2 separate regions of the Homo sapiens genome follow, and region 1 is linked to region 2. A link is a contact called in ENCODE Hi-C or POLR2A ChIA-PET data. All regions are on one chromosome and are shown on one strand. Each heading gives the region's core, a stretch centred on a gene start or an enhancer-like site at or near the end of the contact. The rest is flanking DNA. Distances are from core to core; before and after follow the strand shown.

Region 1 (4,038 bases), core at 214-2,713, 33 kb after region 2:
ATATGCACATCCAAAGTTGTCAAACAAGTCATATTGCCCAATTTCCACAAGCCATTCAGAGTCCAAAAAACACTGGAACAAAAGGACAAATCCAAATTACAGCACAGATTTGCAACCAACTCAAAGATACACTTAGAAACTTTCTACAGAAACGTTTTTCAGGATAGCCATAAAAAAGAATGAAATCATATCTTTTGCATCCATGTCTGGATGCAGCTGGAAGCCATTATCGTAAGTGAATAAACGCTGGAACAGAAAACAAAATACTGCATGTTCTCACTTGTAAGTGGGAGCTAAACATTGAGTATTCATGGACATACAGATGGCAACAATAGACACCGGGGACTACTAGATAGGGGAGGGTCGGGGGTAATGTTGGAAAAACTGTTGGGTTGCTATGCTCATGACCGGACCCGGGTAACAAGATCATTTGTATCCCAAATCTCAAGATCATATAACAAACAAAATAAAAGTTGAAATTACTTAAAAAAAGGCTGGGCGCAGTGGCTCACACCTGTAATCCCAGCACTTTGGGAGGCCGAGGCGGGTGGAAACCAAGGTCAAGAGATGGATACCATCCTTGCCAACATGGGGAAACCCCGTCTCTACTAAAAATACAAAAATTAGCTAGGCCTGGTGGCACACGCCTGTAGTCCCAGCTACTCGGGAGGCTGAAGGAGGAGAATCGCTTGAACCCAGGAGGTGGAGACTGCACTCCAGCCTGGCAACAGAGCGAGACTCCGTCTCAAAAAAAAAAAAAAAAAAAAAGACATTACTTAAAAAAAAAAAGTTCTCAGTCTTCTAAGGGAAATAATTCTTAAAGTCTAACACAGTATTAACAATATAGTCATATCACAGTGTGGGCAAATATATTTTAAAGTAATCCTTTAGCATACCAGGCCCTGCATACTGCTAAATGTTAAAGAAAAGGATAATAATACTATTGTAACACTTTCTGTAAGAAATATGAAAAATAATGTGCTTGCTTTTCTATTAAATAGTAAAATGAAAAAACTCAACTAATTATTATCTACTAAAGTTGACAGACACCCAAAAAGTAACTTAAAAAGCATGATATAATAACTTTCCTACAGATGTTCATCTTACATTTTAAAACATTTTCAAAGAGGGTAAAAAAAAGCAAGTCATGAGCAGAATTATTAGTTGCACGTTTACATGCTACTTTACAAAATGAAACAAAGGGAAAGGGAGATAGAACAGATACTAAACGTTTCTGAAACAGAAGGCACTCTTGTTATTTAATTAAGAACTAAAATGGCCCCATTACACAAGGCAACGTGATTTAACAATGACGTCATTTATAAAGAGAAAGCCACTGGAATGAATAAATAGGAGCAATGGAAAAGGTCTGAAGACTGTCTTCTCATATCCCACTGATTTTCAAATCAAAGCACTTAGATTTTTTTTTTTTGAGACGGAATCTAGCTCTGTTGCCCAGGCTGGAGTGCAGTGGTGCGATCCCGGCTCACTGCAACCTCTGCCTCCAGGGTTCAAGCAATTCTCCTGCCTCATCCTCCTGACTAGCTGGGACTACAGGTGCGCGCCGCCATGCCCGGCTGATTTTTTGTATTTTAGTAGAGACGGGGTTTCACCATGTTGTCCAGGCTGGTCACGAACTCCTGAGCTCAGGCAGTCCACCCGCCTTGGCCTCCCAAAGTGCTGGGATTACAGGCATGAGCCACTGCACCCAGCCCCCTCAAAGCACTTAGATTTTAAATGAGATCTTTCCTACTTAAACTGAAATAACCATTTAAAAAGCACCAAACACCCTAAGAAACAAGTATATCTTTCTGTGCTGATATCTCTAGAAAATAAATTTTTTAAATTAAAAAGAGAAACAAGTATAATACTAGGGAAAGACAAAAGACGCAGAAACATTCAACATTATATTTGATAAAATATAATCTTAAAATAGAAAATTCTTTCATATGACCTTTTGCACAAAAATGATAACTGGTAAGACATTTAAATCATCTAAACCTACTTTTCATTAATGTCCAAATGTACTGCTCTAAAACACAACTTTTTAACAAATTAGCTCTCAGCAATCTGACTCCAAGTTTAGTGACACCCTTGGCAAACCAACCCTGGTATCACATTCAACTTAACTTCTAAGAGAAGACATTTTCCTGACCCCAATAAAACCCAGCAGATGTGAAATTGTTATTTTTAGTACCTGAAATTTGGTTTGTGAATGAATTATACCCATCAAGGAAATATGTTCTATTCTCCTGCCAAAGCCCAGCCCTGCACTCTTTATTAGACAGAACTCACAAGAAGTCATCCAAACTTAAATCTTTAAAAGCCAACTCCCCGTCAACCTGCGGCAAGAGTTTCAGGATTCAGCAGCGGCTAAGAAAAACATCTGAGGCTTTAAATGAAAAGTAAAATAAAATAAAATAAAGATCTGGGAAAATATGACTACAAAATGAAAGGAAAAGCTGTTGATAAAAGAGGGAGGGGTGTCAATTTAAAAAAAAAGAAACATCACGCCTGTAATCCCAGCATTTTGGGAGGCCAGGAGATCGAGACCATCCTGGCCAACATGGTGAAACCCAGTCTCTACTAAAAATGCAAAAATTAGCGGCTGGGCACAGTGGCTCATGCCTATAATCCCAGCACTTTGGGAGGCCGAGGCAGGCAGATCACCTGAGGTCAGGAGTTCAAGACCAGCCTGGCCAACATGGTGAAACTCAATCTCGATTAAAAATACAAAAATTAGCCAGGCGTGGTGGTGGGCATTACTCGGGAGGCTGAGGCAGGAGAATTGCTTGAACCCAGGAGGCAAAGGTTGCAGTGAGCCGAGACCACACCATTGGACTCCACCCTGGGCAACAAGAATGAAACTCCGTCTCCCAAAAAAAAAAAAAAAAAAAAGATCATTTTAAAAAATAATGAATGTAAACAGACTAAGTGAACACCATGGAAGCTGCAATCTTCCACAATCATGTAATATATCTCATTTTGTACAGTGATATATACATGTATCATACAACATTTCACATCCAATGTTCTTTCTACATCGTACCAAGAAGTTGAACATACTGCAAAAAGGTTAAATTTTACAGTAAAATAACTATCAGAGAAGGGGGTAAAATTAGATACTTTTTTTTTTTGACAGGGACTCACCCTACTGCCCAGGCTGGAGTGCTGTGGCGTGATCATGGCTCACTGCGTCCTCAACCTCCCGGGCTCAGGCAATCCTCCCACCTCAGCCTCCCAAGTAGCTGGGACTATAGGCGTGTGCTACCATGCTCAGGTAATTTTCATATTTTTTGTAGAGATGGGGGATCCCTATGTTGCCCAGGCTGGTCTTGAACTCCTGAGCTCAAGAGATCTGCCTGCCTTGGCCTCCCAAAGTGCTGGGATTACAGGCATGAGCCACTACGCCTGGCCAAAACAAGATACTTTTGCCAGCAGGAAGGCAAAAGCTGAAAAAGGAGTAAGCCTCTAGGAAGTGATTTTATTATCTTTCTTTAAGGATGAAGTCATATCAATTAAAGGGGAAATACTACACAATTATTACTAGCCAGAAAGGAGAAAACTTGGATCTTCAAAAACCCCTATTAATGAAGCAAACAATCTCAACTCTTACAAAACAGCCTGTCAATGCCTCATTATCTCCTTAGTGAATGTCAAGCTCCTCTTACCTTACAGAAACACACACGCATTTTCTTCAGCTCAAACACCATCAGTAACAACTAGGTAGCCCTAGTCTATGACATATTAAATGGCAGACTTCCCCAGAGCATGATTTAGCAATGAGAATGCCTCATAACTGTTCTCTAAACCCTAAGTTATAAGCCTTTTAGAAATTGCAAGGATCCAAATTATTAACAGGAATAATCCCACAGTTTGCTCTGAAGAAGAGCAAAACCGGGCACTTCAATCTAAGAGCAAATAGAAAATAAACATGATGGTGTAGGTTGCCCAGAAGTGTCTAATTTTCTACGTTGTAGAGGTCAGTTTTTATAAAACTTTTCCCATTTCTATTCCCATAAATGTTTAGTTTATAAA
Region 2 (4,021 bases), core at 1-2,500:
TCCCCTCCTGAGAGCTTGCGTCTCAACCCACCCCCACCCTGGTCACAAGACCCCTTATCTCCCAGTCACCAGGGCAACCAACTTCCCAAGGCCAGGAGGAGGAAAGCGTGGGGCGGGAGTAGGGTGAGAACTGGCCCTGGTTCCACCTCTCATCCTAACCTGGGCCCCAGCCCCCATCAGGCTTCAGTACCCTTGGGTGGCTACCTGGGGCAGCCTGGGGACCCTGGGAGCCAGGAGTCCCAGGGCTCCCTGGAGGAGGCAGATGGCTGTAATTGGCATTGCAGAAGTCAGTGCCACAGGAGCAGGTGAAGAGAGTGGAGCCAGGGCTGGGGTGGGCTCGGGGACTTGGGTCACAGTGGAGGGACTCACAGCCTGGCTCATCACTGTCTCGGCATCCTGATGGGATGGGATTAGGGGAAGAGGAGAGAAAGGGGGGGCAAGGAAGAAAGCACAATGGGGTGTGGAAACAGAGGGTAAATCCCTTCTCTATCAGAGGCGTCCCTTCCAGCTCTCATGGGCTTTTCTTTCCCACCAGATGTTCTATTTCTCCCCTTCCCCCTTGGTTGCCACCCACACCCCAGGATGTGTCTGTCTCCCACCCTAGCCATCACCTGCCATATACTTTGCCATTCACCTTGCATTTCCACCTGTGCCCGGTCTTGGGTCAGGTTCCAGATCCCAAAGCAGCAGCGGCTGTAGAGGCAGCGGATAGCTCTGGGGAGCTCTGTGCCTGTATCTAGCAGCTCTCCCAGTGTCTTTGTGCTTCCCCGCACTCCAGGGGCCTCAAAGAACACACAGGTTCGCCTGTTTGGGGGTGCTGAGGCCCAGGGTGGGGAAAGGAAAAGATTCAAGGTGGGAGTGAATGCAGAGGCAAAAAACTGGCCAAAAGAATAGACAAAACATGTTCCACATCCCAGCGTCAGTATGGTAAAGCCACAGGAGGAAGCAGGGTCAGCAGAGGCCTGGAACCTGAGCCCTGCCATGGGGACACATGGCTCTATCCTTCACCCTTACTCACCCAGCCCACTCACCACTCTTCCAAAGGGGTGGCTCTTGCTTCAAGCGCCCCTTTCCCTTGCTGGATGGATGGAGAGACCCTTCCCCTCCCTGTAGACACTTACCTTCCACAGCTGTGGGAAGTAATGCCCAAAGCCCCAAAGACCCTAGCATCTTGCTGGAGGATGGCAGCAGCAGAAGGAGAAGAGCATAAGCCAGCACAGCTGCCCCTGGCCAAATCTTTCTTCAGATACAGGGCATCCTGGGGCTTCTGATCCCTCAGTCCCCAACTCCGCCCCCCTCATCCTATCCCAGCCTCTGTGGGGGAGAAGGCTGCTGTGGGGGAGAGGGTGGGTGTGGGGAAAGCAGGGAAAGAAAGGGAGGAGCAGAGAACCAATCTCATATCCTCTTCTCTTCTGCAACCTCCTCTTTGCTCTGCATAGTGAGAGGAGGGGAACTTGGAGGCCCAGCTGAGAACCCAGTGATGCCTAATTTCAAATCTTTGCCCTTCCCTGACCTTGGAAGAAGATGCTGGACTCTGTTGACTCTTCTCAGGAGGAAACCAATGTGAGGTCAAATGCTTAGAGCCATTCAGCTCTGCCCAAGATCCTTTCTAGCCTAAGATCTCTTTATATTCAGGGTTCATATCTGCAACTGCTTGGGCAGAGGAAGGCCTCACAGCCCATATTAGAGGTTACCTTGTTTTCCAACTTAAGAATCAGAAAGTATACAAAACTTACCTGAATTTTTAAAAAACACATTGAAAACAGTAACAATGGTAAATTTTGCTATGTGGATTTTTTTTTTTTTTTTTTTGAGACGGAGTCTCGCTCTTCTCCCCCAGGCTGGAGTGCAGTGGCACGATCGCAGCTCACTGCAACCTCCGCCTCCTGGGTTCAAGCTATTCTCCTGCCTCAGCCTCCTGAGTAGCTGGGATTACAGGCGCCTGCCACCACACCTGGCTAATTTTTGTATTTTTAGTAGAGACGGGGTTTCACCATGTCAGCCAGGCTAGTCTCGAACTCCTTACCTCAGGTGATTTGCCCGCCTCGGCCTCCCAAAGTGCTGGGATTATAGGCGTGAGCCACCATGCCTAGCCGTGGATTTTACTTAAAAAAAAAAAACACATTGGTTCACAGGCTGAACAAATACCCATTATTAAGGAGGTAACAAATTTCTTATCAAGCACCTACTATGTGCTGGGGCACAGCTAGGGCTATGCATTTTACAATCATCTCATCTAATTCTCCCCTGAAATATTTATTATTATTATTTTATTTATTTATTTTTTGAGACCGAGTGTCGCTCTGTCACCAGGCTAGAGTGCAGTGGTGCCATCTTGGCTCACTGCAACCTCTGACTCCCTGGTTCAAGCGATTCTCCTGCCTCAGCCTCCCGAGTAGCTGGGATTACAGGCACGCACCACCATGTCCAGCTAATTTTTGTATTTTTAGTAGAGACAGGGTTTCACCATGTTGGCCAGGATAGTCTCGATCTCGTGACCTCGTGATCTGCCCGCCTTGGCCTCCCAAAGTGCTGGGATTACAAGTGTGAGCCACTGTGCCTGGCCTATTATTTTTATTATTTCCATTTTATAGGTAAGAAAACTGAACTTACGTAAGTCGCCCAAAGTCATTCAGCTAGGAAATAGCAGAGCTGGAATTTGAACTTAGGCAGGTCTGACTCCAAAGTCCAGGTTCTAGTCTTATTTTTATTATTATTTTTGTACTTTTAGTAGAGACGGAGTTTCACCATGTTGGCCAGGATGGGGTCGATCTTTTTTTTTTTTTTTTTTTTTTTGAGATGGAGTCTTGCTCTGTCGCCCAGGCTGGAGTGCAGTAGCGCGATCTCGGCTCACTGCAAGCTCTGCCTCCCGGGTTAACGCCATTCTCCTGCCTCAGCCTCCCGAGCAGCTGGGACTACAGGCGGCCGCCACCACGCCCGGCTAATTTTTTGTATTTTTAGTAGAGACGGGTTTTCACCGTGTTAGCCAGGATGGTCTTGATCTCCTGACCTCGTGATCCGCCCGCCTCGGCCTCTCAAAGTGCTGAGATTACAGGCGTGAGCCACTGCGCCCGGCCGAAGGGGTCGATCTCTTAACCTCGTGATCCCTCCGCCTCGGCCGCCCAAAGTGCTGGGATTGCAGGCGTGAGCCACCGCACCCGGCCGGCTCTATTCTTTGTATTACACTATACTGCCTGAAAGACGTACAAAATTCAACAATGAAAAAAAATTACCACTTAATACTATACTTGGACATTTGAATTTAAATTGTTGAGAAAATATGCATCATTACCTGCCAACAGGCCACTAACTAAAAAGGGAGGGTACAGTTCAAACTATCACCACCAGAGGTCAGCAGAGGAGAAATTCCCTGCTGCGGTGAGAGGGCAGAAAGTACCTCCTCTGATGACTAATACATATAGTATACCTCCTACATTTACTAAGCTTCAGGGACTATAAAATGTGAAGGGCGGGCACAGGATGTGGAGAGTTTCAGCATGGAGTTGGGAGGAGAGGGCTATGGCTTGTTCTGCAGTAGAGACAGAGGAGTCCAACTCCACCAGACTCTTTCCCAGAGTAAGAAACAACAGAAATAGGTAATCACTTCCACACCTGTGAGCCACTGGCTCCTTGAGAATTAAGAGTCAGAGGGGACTTGTTCTCTGTTTCCCTAGCTTTCTGTCCCCCTAGTGGCTTCCTGGAAACCCTTTCTTGGAATGATCTGGCTTAGACCAGGGAGGACAGTCTGAGTACCGACATTTTTTTTTTTTTTTTTTTTTGAGACGGAGTCTCGCTCTGTCACCCAGGCTGGAGTGCAGTGGTGCGATCTCGGCTCACTGCAACCTCTGCCTACCGGGTTCAAGCGATTCTCCGGCCTCAGCTTCCTGAGTAGCTGGGACTACAGGCGCATACCACCACGCCCGGCTAATTTTTGTATTTTTAGTAGAGACGGGGTTTCGCCATGTTGGCCAGGCTGGTCTCAAACTCCTGACCTCAGGTAATCCGCCCCCCTCGGCCTCCC

What was found. Hi-C counts contacts between places; a loop is a spot of excess contacts on that map. ChIA-PET counts read pairs that join two places held with the same protein, here RNA polymerase II (POLR2A). Pooled maps may share reads with other maps.
Region 1: a loop to region 2 is called in a map of ascending aorta, with 3 times the contacts of the local background. The contact joins the enhancer-like site here to the promoter of AMHR2 in region 2. A Hi-C loop is called at or near these places in 24 of 168 maps with a recorded cell type or tissue (CD14-positive monocyte, CD4-positive, alpha-beta T cell, CD4-positive, alpha-beta memory T cell and 19 more), 30 of 37 single-sample maps with no recorded cell type and 28 of 50 pooled maps. POLR2A ChIA-PET finds 5 or more read pairs at or near these places in 37 of 52 experiments (A549, A673, B cell and 30 more).

Annotation. Positions count from the first base shown.
Region 1 is chr12:53,388,077-53,392,114 of GRCh38, reverse strand. All of the region lies in intron 3 of SP1 (Sp1 transcription factor), which reads right to left. Among named protein-coding and RNA genes, the nearest start is that of SP1, 9.9 kb to the right of the region's middle. Within about 2 kb of position 1,463, at least 3 of the 41 ENCODE cell types and tissues checked have a DNase peak (open chromatin) inside an H3K27ac peak, as active enhancers do; they include A673, where a contact is called at or near this core.
Region 2 is chr12:53,421,084-53,425,104 of GRCh38, reverse strand. AMHR2 (anti-Mullerian hormone receptor type 2) reads right to left here and starts at 1,250. Exons shown (of 11, transcript NM_020547.3): 1 at 1,122-1,250; 2 at 635-817; 3 at 205-396. The coding sequence starts at 1,170. RefSeq lists a cis regulatory region at 3,163-3,681 and an enhancer at 3,366-3,932.